Linked DNA regions of Homo sapiens: all the other regions are linked to region 1. Evidence: chromatin contacts called from ENCODE Hi-C or POLR2A ChIA-PET data. All regions are on one chromosome and are shown on one strand. Each heading gives the region's core, a stretch centred on a gene start or an enhancer-like site at or near the end of the contact. The rest is flanking DNA. Distances are from core to core; before and after follow the strand shown.

What was found. A loop is a pair of places that touch in the nucleus more often than their neighbours do. ChIA-PET counts read pairs that join two places held with the same protein, here RNA polymerase II (POLR2A). Pooled maps may share reads with other maps.
Region 2: a map of CD8-positive, alpha-beta T cell shows a loop between it and region 1 (34-fold over the local background). The contact joins the promoter of NSUN6 here to the promoter of UPF2 in region 1. A Hi-C loop is called at or near these places in 1 of 168 maps with a recorded cell type or tissue (CD8-positive, alpha-beta T cell), 1 of 37 single-sample maps with no recorded cell type and 7 of 50 pooled maps. POLR2A ChIA-PET finds 5 or more read pairs at or near these places in 1 of 52 experiments (naive thymus-derived CD4-positive, alpha-beta T cell).
Region 3: a loop to region 1 is called in a pooled map, with 7 times the contacts of the local background. The contact joins the enhancer-like site here to the promoter of UPF2 in region 1. A Hi-C loop is called at or near these places in 1 of 37 single-sample maps with no recorded cell type and 3 of 50 pooled maps. POLR2A ChIA-PET finds 5 or more read pairs at or near these places in 2 of 52 experiments (OCI-LY7 and activated B cell).

What each region holds. Positions count from the first base shown.
Region 1 is chr10:12,040,976-12,045,016 of GRCh38, forward strand. It overlaps UPF2 (UPF2 regulator of nonsense mediated mRNA decay), which reads right to left and starts at 1,834. Exons shown (of 22, transcript NM_015542.4): 1 at 1,780-1,834. LOC105376416 (a long non-coding RNA gene) reads right to left here. Exons shown (of 3, transcript XR_930666.2): 3 at 2,824-2,986. RefSeq lists enhancers at 742-831, 2,002-2,251 and silencers at 1,352-1,401, 1,422-1,561.
Region 2 is chr10:18,649,922-18,653,962 of GRCh38, forward strand. It overlaps NSUN6 (NOP2/Sun RNA methyltransferase 6), which reads right to left and starts at 1,666. Exons shown (of 11, transcript NM_182543.5): 1 at 1,208-1,666. The coding sequence starts at 1,282. RefSeq lists an enhancer at 1,806-1,905.
Region 3 is chr10:6,048,425-6,052,465 of GRCh38, forward strand. The region is part of intron 1 of IL2RA (interleukin 2 receptor subunit alpha); the gene reads right to left. Among named protein-coding and RNA genes, the nearest start is that of IL2RA, 12 kb to the right of the region's middle. RefSeq lists enhancers at 2,201-2,580, 2,591-2,720, 2,811-3,080. Within about 2 kb of position 2,792, at least 31 of the 41 ENCODE cell types and tissues checked have a DNase peak (open chromatin) inside an H3K27ac peak, as active enhancers do; they include OCI-LY7, where a contact is called at or near this core.

The DNA of each region.
Region 1 (4,041 bases), core at 584-3,083:
CACCTACCCAAGATTATATATACAGCTAGTTTCCGTGGCTGGACCAACACTCACTACCCAGTGCTTTTTCACTACCTACACTAAAACGAATAAAATATACAAACACCGTGATTCACCTCAATACACGTTTGTTTTATGTCGACTTAAAAAACTGAGCACTAAGTGATATTTAATAAAATGCTAAAATTCTTATTTCAATAACTTCAAGCTTTAACAGCCAAACTTTTCATCTAAAGTGTTTCCAAAAGTTTTTCAAGTCCAAATACAATTTTAAATAGGTCCTTTCTCAAGATAGTGAGGAGAAAAAGTCGTGATCTTTTCACTGGAATCCGATTAGCTGTTACAAATTAGTTTGCTGAATACAATTATATTCAGACTACCCTTAAAAGGAAACCATGCTTTAAAACCACCTTCCTAGCTCCCAAAATAGTGTCCTGTCACTTGAACTGTATATTTTATTTGGTATTCTAAATACATTCTGAACTTCCAAAAGAAAGTAAAACTAATTTACTAGAAGTACCAATGGAGTGTATTGGGGGGAAGAGGGCACAAAAGGGGGTGTTTCCCTTTTAAAGACATTCCCTTGCAAAGTACCATATGGATTATGTATGAAATCCCAATCAGAGTGCTCCGAAAACACTCCAGTATGAGAGAATGCGGTTTTACCTTTCAATTCTCTTATTCAAAATGCTGTCAGGACAGAACAGCACAGGAACACTATCTCCCAGTTTCTGACTTTATTTTTTAAAGAACATCCTTAGTATAAAGGACGTATTAAGAACTGTTAGAAATTGTACCAGCTCACAAATGAGGAGACTGACGATGTTAAGGAACACCTAAGAACTATGGAAATGAGATAAAGCGTCAGCGAGGGTTTCACTTTGATCTGATGCATCGTTTCGTGTCGTGTAAGTCCTCTAAGATGAGCAAGAGAGCTGAAGGTCCGATCACCCCAGCGTGGACCCAGCTGGCTCTGCTCTGCCAACCTGGGGACCAAATATCCTGTGATCACTTCCTTAGTCCAACAGTCCTAGCAAGAAGAGAGTGCTTGGCGCCTTGAAGAGGTGAAGGTAAAGTGAAGAATCAACCAGCCTATGTGATTAAAAGGAAGTCAACCAAACAGCCCATGCCCACCATCCCCAGATACACCCCAAGCCCCTTCCCCTACACATACCTCTCCTACAAACCCCTGCTCTGGTGGTGTAGGAACCTCTAAACCCACCACACTTCCCCGACACAACTCCCCTTCCCACAGGTATCCACGGTCACCTTCGCGGACCATCGCTGCCCCAACCCCAACTTCTCGCCCCACACTCCCTCGCCACAGAAGCCTTCCCGGCCGGTCTCCCCACTCCGCAGCCTCCCACACACGCGCCCTCCCCACTTTCTCGCCCTCGCTTCCCTCCCGGCTCTCGAGGAGCTTCCCCCGACCTCCCCTCGCTCTCCTCCACGCCCCCGAACACTTTCGCCCCTCCACCGCGGGCTCCCCGCCTCCAGTCTCGAGGCCCGGCCCAGGCATGTGGGGCAGGCACCTCCTCCACCGCCCCCCAAGCATGGCCCGGCCCGGGGGCTCCCGCGTTGATGGGAGCCTCGGAGACAGGGGGTCTGAGGAGAACGACGCCGGACCCGCGGTCCCTCCACTGCTCGCCGACCCCGGAGAGCTGGAGTGTGGAGTCGCCTCTGGGGTCCCCCAGGGAGTAGGAGTCTAGGCCGGTGCCCCCCAGCCCCATTTCCTCCCGATCGTTGGAGCGGAGGGGAAGGAGGATCCCCGGGACTCACCTCGAGCCTGTTGTCAACATTAGCCCCGGGTTTCCCAGCACCAACTCCAGCGCTCGGGCTCTCCCCTCCCCTCCCCCCACCTATCTCGCAGCCGAGGGCCCGCCTTCCCTCAGCTCCCCCTCCTCCCTCCGCCCGCCAGCCCTCCCGCCCGCCACTCACCAGCGCGGCCGGGCTGAGAGTGGGGGCGGGGCGGAAGGAGGCGAGAGGGAAAAGGCCATCCGCGCGACTGCCCGATTAAAAACAGTCCTGATCGTCTTCCCTGCGGCATGCCGATGCCCTCAGCTTGACTCTGGGGTGGCGGGTCCGGGGCAAAGGCTCATATGAGTGCCATTCACTTAACAGCTCTTTCAAATTCCCCAGTCGATGAGAAGAGCGAATTTTTCAGACTGGCAATACGTAAGGTAGCCACTACCAGCACCTCAAACCAGGGCCCCAGCGGAGGGGTGGAGTGTTCCGAGGACCCGAGGCAGGAAGTGGATTGGTCGCCAGGAAAGGGAAAGCGCCTGAATTGGAGCTGCGCAGGCGCAGGCGCTTCGCGGGGGATGGGGGTGGGAAGCGCGAATGGGGCGGGGCGGAGCTCACGGGAGGCGAGGAAGTGTGGTGGAATAGTGGGAGGGTTACGGAGCGCCATTAAGGACAAGCCCGGCCACGTGATTCTCCTGGGCGTTTCCTGGTGCGAACCTAAGGAAGAGGTCTAAGAAGAGAAAGTTTGATTGGACTAATTCGAGGGGAGACGTTGAAGATTTAGAAAATTGGAAACTGGAGAAACTAAACCATATGGCTGGTTTGGGAGGTGGGAGTCGCTTAGGAATGGGTCTAGTCTTAAGAATGCCCTAAAAGACATCGAAAGTCCTGCGGGGGGATTTCCAGAAGCACTTCTAGGTGTTCGACGTAAAAACCACCCAGGGCGAAGAAGAATCAAGGCTTTTTCCATACACTTCTTAGAAAGTACCTGGTTCTAGCAAGCAAACTTTTAAAAATTACAGTGGCAAGACTTCCCTGAGTTATCAAATCACCCATTTTAAAAAAAAAATGGCTAGCGTCGACATTTCTTCTGAATGCGAACCCAGGCCGACTTTCAAAAATGGGTATCAGTTTATCCACACTGCTTATTTCCTCCTGAATTGCTGAAATGGTGCATCTGGCCTCGAAACAGTACTGGGTTCTGCCAACATGATCCGAGTAGGTGGCTCTGGCTGGTCCGGAGCTAGAGGAACAAGGGTGCGAAACTGGTCTTGACGTTTGCTTGACTTGAGGGGGCCCCACCTGGTGCCCAAGCCCACGTAATGAACTACTACCAACCACAAATACTTGAGGCAAGTCCAGGTTCCCTATGACTCAACCTTTGCCCATTTGCCTCTATTTACTGTTTGCTTCCCCATTTACTCTTAGCACGCAAATTATCCTCTCATACTGAGTGTTGCTGCTTCCTGTATTTAAAAATATATATTTTTTATACACTACACATAGGTCAGTCATTTAAAGGATAGTGAAAGAGAAAGATGAAGGCCGGGCACGGTGGCTCACGCCTGTAATCCCAGCACTTTGGGAAGCCGAGGCGGGCGGATCACAAGGTCAGGAGTTCGAGACCATCCTGCCTAACACGGTGAAACCCCGTCTCTACTAAAAATACAAAAAAAATTAGCCGGCCGTGGTGGCACGTGCCTGTAGTTCCAGCTACTCCGGAGGCTGAAGCAGGAGAATGGCGTGAACCGGGAAGGCAGAGCTTGCAGTGAGCCGAGTTTGCGCCACTGCACTCCAGCCTGGGCGACAGAGGGAGACTCCGTCTCAAAAAAAAAAAAGAGAAAGATGAATACTGCTATTCTGCAGCATTGATAAACAATTATGAGAACTGCCCCAAATACCATATTGGTGATAGCCACCCACGCTTCTCTTCAAGGTTTCCTTTTCCCATTTCATGGGATTACCTTAAGAAGCTTTACTTCTGGCTGGTGCGGTGCCTCATGCCCGTAATCTCAGTACTTTGGGAGGCCGAGGCTGGTGGATCACCTGAGGTCAGGAGTTCCAGACCAGCCTGGCCCCAATATGGTGAAACCCAGTCTCCACTAAAAATACAAAATTAGCCAAATGTGGTGGCGAGCGCCTGTAATCCCAGCTACTCGGGAGGCTGAGGCAGAAGAATCACTTAGAACCCGGGAAGCAGAGGTTGCAGTGAGCCGAGATAGCGCCACTGCACTCTGGACTGGGCAACAGAGTGAGACTCTGCCTCAAAAAAAAAAAAAAAAAGAAAGAAAAGAAAGA
Region 2 (4,041 bases), core at 416-2,915, 6.6 Mb after region 1:
TGGAAATGAAACGTAGAAATCAAATCTAAAAGGCATGGCTTCAATAACATATTCAAAAATGAGTAACATTTAAGTGGTGTTACTCTAACTAAGAAAACTAAAGATTTCAAAAAAAACAAAGTTGCTTAGAGGCAACATGGTAAAGTGGTAGAGAGGACAGGCTTTGCAATAAAAGACAATCAACATTTACTGAGGACTTCTGTGGCAGGCACTGCCAATTGCAAACAAAATTAACATTTTTTGAAGACTTACATGCCAAAACAATGCAAGTTGTTTTCATTTACGTTTAATATCCTAAAACAACCTGGTAAAATATTTTTAACTTGACTAAAAAATTAAAGATTTGAAAAAAAACAAAGTTGCTTAGAGGCAGCATGGTAAAATGGAATAGACAACAGGCTTTGCAATCAAAGATAATCAACATTTACTGAGGACTTTAGCAAATAAAATTAACATTTTTTGAGGACTTACATGCCAAAACAATGCTAGTTGTATTCACTTACGTTTAATATCCTAAAACAACCTGGCAAGATATTTTTAACCATTCTCAATTTTTCACAGAAGAGAAAAATCTAGGTTAAGCCACGTAATTTACAAAGCACTAGAATGCAAATCATGTGCCTGAGATTCAAAAGCTGTACCTTTGTTCATTACACCTGAACTCTTTCCCTCCAGATTTCAATAGTTACTTGATAGCTGTGTCAACTTGGATCAGTTACACAATTCCTTGAGCAGTTTTCTGCTCAAGTCTATTAAAAGAGGAAAAACCTCTAAGAAAAAAAAGATTGTGAAGATTAAAGATGCAAATCTCCTAGCACAACTGCTGGCATTTAAGAGGCACTCAACAAATTACAGAAACCTTTTCACCTGAGTGCCAGAGCCAGCGCTCTTTTAAAATTCGATTCGAGTTCTTGAAGACAGGGACCTTTTCTTGTTCATCCTTGTAACCCTTTGTGCCATGCCTGACAGGCACATGCCTTTTTTCCCTTCTTTTCCACTCCTAAATGTTAAAACATATACCTTATTCACTTCGTATCTCAGTAAGCTTTAATACCTGTAGAAACATATTGGTATTTTTACACTTGATAGACAAGTAGTAAGGAACGACGGCTGTCAAGATTTCCCTTTATACTTATTTCTATTTCTCTCGAGTGTGCGAATATTTGAGTTTTTGCAAAATATCAACTAACATCTTTACTTGACCTACCTCCTTATTCATAAAGCCTTCCTTAAGATAGTTTTCAACCTCAGGTCTCAAAGATATCTTAGGGAAAATAGACATTTTTCCTGTTGTTTAGTTCTCCACCAAGAGAAATGCTGGAAAACGGTGTTTTGTTTTTTTTTTTCTTTCCGAATTAATAGTGACGAGTGTCTTGACACCAGATGCTGAGGAAAATCTTGCCGATCACGCTGAGTTAATTTCGGAAATGCAGAGGTACACGCTTTCTCAAGCCTAGCCGATTAGAAGGGGCTGCCGGGCTTCCACCACACCTCATCGAGGCAATGTTTTCTGGTAGAGATGCTCATGGAAATCACTGAGCCAATGCCACTCACGTTGCAAAGAACCAAAAAAAGAAAAAAATGCTTAGTAACTGAATCCGTGGTGAAACGGACGCAGATCAGTAAGCCAGGCTGACAGCAGCTCGGTCCCTTTATCTTTTCTATCAATTTCCAAACACGCGCCCCCTATTTCTCGGCGGAAAGTCGCTTCCGGCTTACGTCACGTCCGGCGCCTGCGGCCCACCCCTCCCTTTCCGGTCCCCCAATCCACAGCCGCAAGTTTCCCCAACACTGCGTTACGCTACGCCACGCCCCCGGAGGTTCCTAACCCTGCGTGAGGCTCTTTCACCTGCCTCAGGTTAAGTAGGCAGACCCCGCGGGCGGGATGGTCAAAGATATTTAGTTCCCGGTACCGGAGGGCTAGGTGCCAGGGGCAATGGGGAAACAGCCAAATGGCGTGGGTTGAGTGGAAGATGTTGCTGGACTGAAAAAAGGCACAGCCCAGTTGCTGTCCTGCCAGATGTCCTCCAGTTAGAGGATGAGGCCAGAATTTGGGCGCATCAGCCACCGTTTGATTTCATGACATGATTTTACCTCTCTCAGGCATACAGATCTGACTTCAGTTGTGAAGTTCATAGGGTTCATATTTTTGAAAGTTGGGCTAATGGTCTGTTAATATCCAATGCTCAGGTAAAACTTAAAACCCACAGACAGTGTTTACAGTTAGTTATAAGGCTAACTGCTACTTGTATCATAGTTGACATATTCTTTAGAGTTTGGAAGACCCTCGCCATTATTTTTTTTTCTTTTTTTTCATCATAAGCAGACAAGGATATAGATTCAAAGAACGAGGATATCTAACCAAACTCACTGAGTCATTTTATAACTGTACAGGAAAGTCAAAATAATTCTATCACCTTGACATATGTTTTTTGCAGCACACCATGGTAATTTACACATAAGTATAGGAAAGGGTTTTTTATTGTTTTTTTCTCTTTAATTTTCACACCGAATTATACACACAGACACACACACATAGAACAGGTACTTTCCATGACACACCAACTCTTTACCAGAAAGAGTAGAAAATAATGAATGACCATTATACCACACAACAACCTGCAAGTTGTTTATCATTTTCTCTGCTCTTTTTTTTTTTTTTTTTTTGAGTCTCTGTCGCCCAGACTGGAGTGGAATGGTGGGATCTCGACTCACTGCAACCTCCACCTCCTGGTTCAAGAGATTCTCCTGCCTTGGCCTCCCGAGTAGCTAAAATTACAGGCATGTGCCACCAGGCCCAGCTAATCTTTGTAATTTTAATAGAGACGGGGTTTCACCATGCTGGCCAGGCTGGTCTCAAACTCCTGACTTCAACTGATCTGACTCTCTAGCCTCCCAAAGTGCTGGGATTACAGGCGTGAGCCACCACGCCCAGCCCATTTTCTCTGTTTTAAAGAGTAAATCAAGGTTCCTAGGGTTGAAACAACTCTCCATGTTCTCACAAATAAAAAGCCAGGATAAAGACTAGTAATTTGGCTTCTAGAGCCAATACCTTGTCCTTGACCATAGCATATTTCTTCAATAAATCCATGAGATTCTTTCATGGCTAAAACATCTGAAAGTGATAAATGTCTAAATCAGACATTTCCAAAGGAATTTCTGTAGCCTGAATTTCATGGTGACCATAGCACCACTGATGGCTAGAATCTGTATTTTAGCGATAAAGGAGGAGAAACAAGTTGAACTACATTTTAAACTCCACAAGGATAGAGACTTTATCACACCACTATGTACCCAAGCCTAATCCATAATGGGCACTCAAATACTTACTGAATGACTAAATGAAAAGATGGATGAACATCTCTATAAACTATGGAAAGAAAATGCTGATAAAGCATTTGCCAGAAATTACTTCACTAGTGCCACACACGGACAGAATTGAGGACATTTAGACTTTTTTGTTTGTTTGAGATGGAGTCTCATTCTGTCGCTCAGGCTGGAGTGCAGTGGTGCTATCTCAGCTCACTGCAACCTCTGCCTCCCAGGTTCAAGTGATTCTCCTGCCTCAGCCTCCCCAGTAGCTGGGATCATAGGTGCCCACCACCACGCCCGGCTAATTTTTGTATTTTTAGTAGAGATGGGGTTTCACCATGTTGCTCAGGCTGGTCTCGAACTCCTCAGCTCAAAGTGATCCACCCACTTCAGCCTCCCAAAGTGCTGGGATTACAGGCGTGAGCCACCACACCCAGCCATTTAGACTATTCTTGACTAGATGTTATAGTAATGACAGTTAATGTTGACGAAGATATCTCTTGGGATTCTAAGGCTGGATCCAAGAAAAGCATATTACAAAACAAGAGGTTGGCATAGTAGATATGTGCTATGTAAGCAAAGGAAAACTACTCTATGAATACACCCATATAAGATTTATTTAGGCTACAAGTTCTTCATATGGGCGACATGGCTCCCCAGGGTGTGGGGAACTCAGGGAGGACTGAAACAATTTTTGATACAATCTCACTCTTTTTAGTTTGTGGAACT
Region 3 (4,041 bases), core at 1,542-4,041, 6.0 Mb before region 1:
AGCCTGTGAGGCATCCACACGGAAAGGTCCGAGGGAAGGGCCTTTGGCCATGCAGACTAGAAGCCCAGCAAGTCACATTTAGTGAGCACCTACTGTGTGCTCTGGTCACTCTAGGCAGGCTAGCTTATGTAGCCTTACAGCACCCAGCAGGGTCTGTGTTATTCCCATTTTATACGAACAGAAGCTGAGGCCCACCGAGGTTAAAACCCTACCCTCATGGACTTCCATGGAGGTTACTCAATGCCCTATGGGTTTGCCTTTCTGCTTCCCTTCATTCTTCACATAAACCCAGTGCTTTCTCTTCTTCCTTCATTCTTCACATAAACCCAATGCTGTCTCTCCAAAGTACAAGCCATGCCCTGACTGAGACCCCTCTGGGATGTTCTGTTCCTTCCAGGACACAGTTTAAGCCCAGTGACATGGGGAGACTCCAAGACACAGCTCATGCCCAACTTCAAAATCTCTGCTTCCACTATGTGCCTGAGCTCTCCTGCCTTGCGGGACTCTGCGTGGCTCTTGGAGCTCACCATGTGTTTTGTCTTGGGCCTTGGTCATTGTATTATTCAGGGAAACAGAATTTCTCTAGAGAAACAAAACCAATAGGATGTATGTAGATAAATAAGAGAATATTTATAATGGGAGTTGGCTCACTCAATTATGGAGGCTGAGAAGTCCCACAATATGCCAGCTGGAGCTGGATAACTAGGAAAGCTGGTGGTGTGGCTCAGTCTAAGACTGAAGGCCTGAGGAGCAGAGGGGCCCTGCTGTAAGTCCCAGAGTCCAAAAGCTGGAGAACCAGGAGTGCAAATGTCCAAGAGCAGACGACGGATGTCCCAGCTTGAACAGAGAGAATGCAACCTTCCTCTGCCTTCTTGTTCTATTCTGGTCCTCTATGGTTGGATGATCCCCACCACACTGGTGAGGGTGATTTTCTTTACTCAGTCTACCAACAAGAAATTTACCCAGTCTATTCAATTCAAATGCTAGTGTCTCCTGGAAATACCCTCACAGACACCCCCAGAGAGACTGTTTAGCCAGCTATCTGGGCATCCCTTAGCCCAGGCAAGTGGACACATTGAAATTGACCATCATGCTCATGCCACACTTCCCTAATGCATTTCTACCTTCTTAACTCCTGCTTTCCCTGGAGGTCTCCCATTGGCTGTCATCTTTCTCTGGGAAGCCTCCGGGACTCTTCTGTCTGTGCTTTGTGGCATTTCTCTGCAGTCCCAGACTTTGCTCCCTTTTCTTTACACGGCACTCACCCTACTGTATCCATCTCCCTCCCACCACCTTGCTAGTGCCTGCACAGAATGGCATGCAAAGGTTTTCGTAAAGGAAAGTAGAAATTCACAAGTTCAAGCTAGGATTTGAATTCAAGCTGTCAACTTTCCAAATTCATAAGACTTTTCCATTCTCTCAAGACGCTTTTCTGGTTGGGAAAAATTCCGGTAGGCAGACAAGATGGGGAAGATTGTTCCAGTAAGGGAGGAGGGTGTTCCTGGGAGTCCAGCTTTGAAATCACAAATGAGGAGGTTCCCTTTGAAGGACAGGAGGAGACCTGCTGGCCAAGGCGTGCTATGTGCTGAGGGAACAGTCTTGGCTGGGGAGCATGTTGTGTGCCAGGCAGAGGAGGTAGCAAAGTGCCCCTGAGGCAATGGAAATGACTGGAGCTCTTGCAGCCGAAAGGGCATCACGACAGGTGCTTTCAGGGGAGATTAACTTGGGGATGAATAACAGGGTGACTGAAAACCAGAGCTTCAGGGCCTGCCTAGGCAGCCCAGGAGATGAACAGTGCCTGTTGACAGCTTGCTTCCTGTGTCGGCCTGAATGCATGGGTTCTGCTCAGATCTACTGGCTCCTTGCTTTCTTGGGAGAGTGAATTACTGCCTCATGGTCTCAGTTTCCTCATCCGTAAAATGGGAATGGTGGCAGGGCGTGGTGGCTCAAGCCTGTAATCCCAGCACTTTGGGAGGCTGAGACTGGTGGATCAATTGAGGTCAGGAGTTTGAGACCAGCCTGGCCAACATGGTCTCTACTAACCTGTCTCTACTAAAAATACAAAAATTAGTCAGGCATGGCGATGGGGCATGCCTGTAATCCCAGCTACTGGGGAGGCTGAGGCATGAGAATCTCTTGAACCCGGGAGGCAGAGGTTGCAGTGAGCCGAGATCATACCACTGCACTCCAGTCTGGGCAACAGAGTGAGACTCTGTCTCAAAAAAAAGGTGGTTGGGGTGGGGGAATAGTGCTAACAGTCCCCATCTCCTATGGTGGCCATGAGGAATCTGTAAGATCACAGAAGCAGAGCACGCAGCAAGGCCTCCCTGGCCCGGGAGTGCTCAGAGCTGGGATCCCAGTGCAGGACGAGGAGGAGGAGGATGGGTGCCCTGGCTACAGGTCCTCTTGCACTAGATTGAAAACGGGGCCAGAGAAGCAGAGCTTGAGAGACGCTGGGAGAGGGAAAGTGAAACTGATGGTCCGGTGGGTGAAAGGTAGTGAAAGCCCGAAGTGCAGTAAACCAGGGATCAACATCTCCAGCCAAAAGGCTCACCCTGTGGTCTCAGCGCCACCTGGGCGTCAGACAGATGTCTGGAGAGACGGCTCTTTTATTCTGAAACACCCCTCCAACTTTTTTTTTTTTTTGGTAATTGTTTGTTTTGCTTTCCATTTAATATAAGGAGTTTTCTCCTTTACAAAAGTTCTTTTTGTTCTAAATCAGGCTGTAAACAGAGGTGCTACCACAAGGACCGGAAGCAGAGACCACACTGGTGCTCAGCTGGGTTGCAGGCTCTGCCTGGTTTCATTGTCGGGGAAGCCACCAGGCCTGCCCCCAGCCAGCGAGATGTCACGCATGCAGCCGGGTGTCATCCCCAAAACTCCCGGGAAACTCTCGGGGCACCAGGGCAGGAAGAGGCTGACGTCAACTTTAACTCCGGGGACTTCAAACGAAACTTTTAGAAATGATTCCTTTGCCCTTTACTTGGTGACGTAATAAACTGATCTTTCTCTGAAAAGATGGGCCGATTTGCTTCAAGGAGCTCATTTCATGAGGAGAAAATACACACAAATATATATATATATATATATATATTTTTTTTCTTTTTTTTTTTGAGACGGAGTTTCCCTCTGTCACCCAGGCTGGAGTGCAGTGGCTCAATCTCGGCTCACTGCAACCTCAGCCTCCAGGTTCAGGGGATTCTCCTGCCTCAGCCTCCCTGAGTAGCTGGGATTACAGGCATGTGCCACCACACCTGGCTAACTTTTGTATTTTTAGTAGAGACGGGGTTTCACCATGTTGGTCAGCTGTTCTCGAACTCCTGACCTCAGGTGATCTGCCCGCCTCAGCCTCCCAAAGTGCTGGGATTACAGACGTGAGCCATCATGCCCAGCTATATATATATATATATATATATATAGAATTTTTTAAGGAAACATTGCTGCTTTGCTACAAAGTATATAATAATGTAAACTGGACTAATACGATTCCTTCCTCCTTTCCTTGGAGAAGTCACAGACTTTTAGGATTGGAGAACGGTTCACATGCATGTGTGTGGGGCAGTTGGTCAGAGCTGTCCATTATGAAAGGTGCTTCTAGAATACTTGGGGAATGTGGGAGCTAGAAAACAGGTTGTTATTAAAGGAATTGAAATACTCCCACTTGAAATGTTCCCATTTTCTCTGTAAAGGAATTTCTTGAGCAAAGGAAAACTCTACATCCTCTGTCTACCTGAAGTTCAAAATTAGTGGTGTTTGGTTTTAATAATTTTAGTAGTTGATGACAAAACAACGCTCTCTGCTGTCCTCTCTGTCACATCTAACATGATGTGAATGAGGCAGTCCCTGATGTGAGATGTGCTGGGTTTTGCAGGGGTAATGAACATCGATCTGTGTGTTCCATCGACTCCTTCTTTAAACTTGTATCTCAGCACTTAGCCTGTGTCATAATTGTCTGTGCAGAGGTCAAGGATGGGCTCTTATTCATCTCTGTGTCTCAAACCCTGTGCCTGACACATAGCAGTTCCTCAATGAACATTTGCT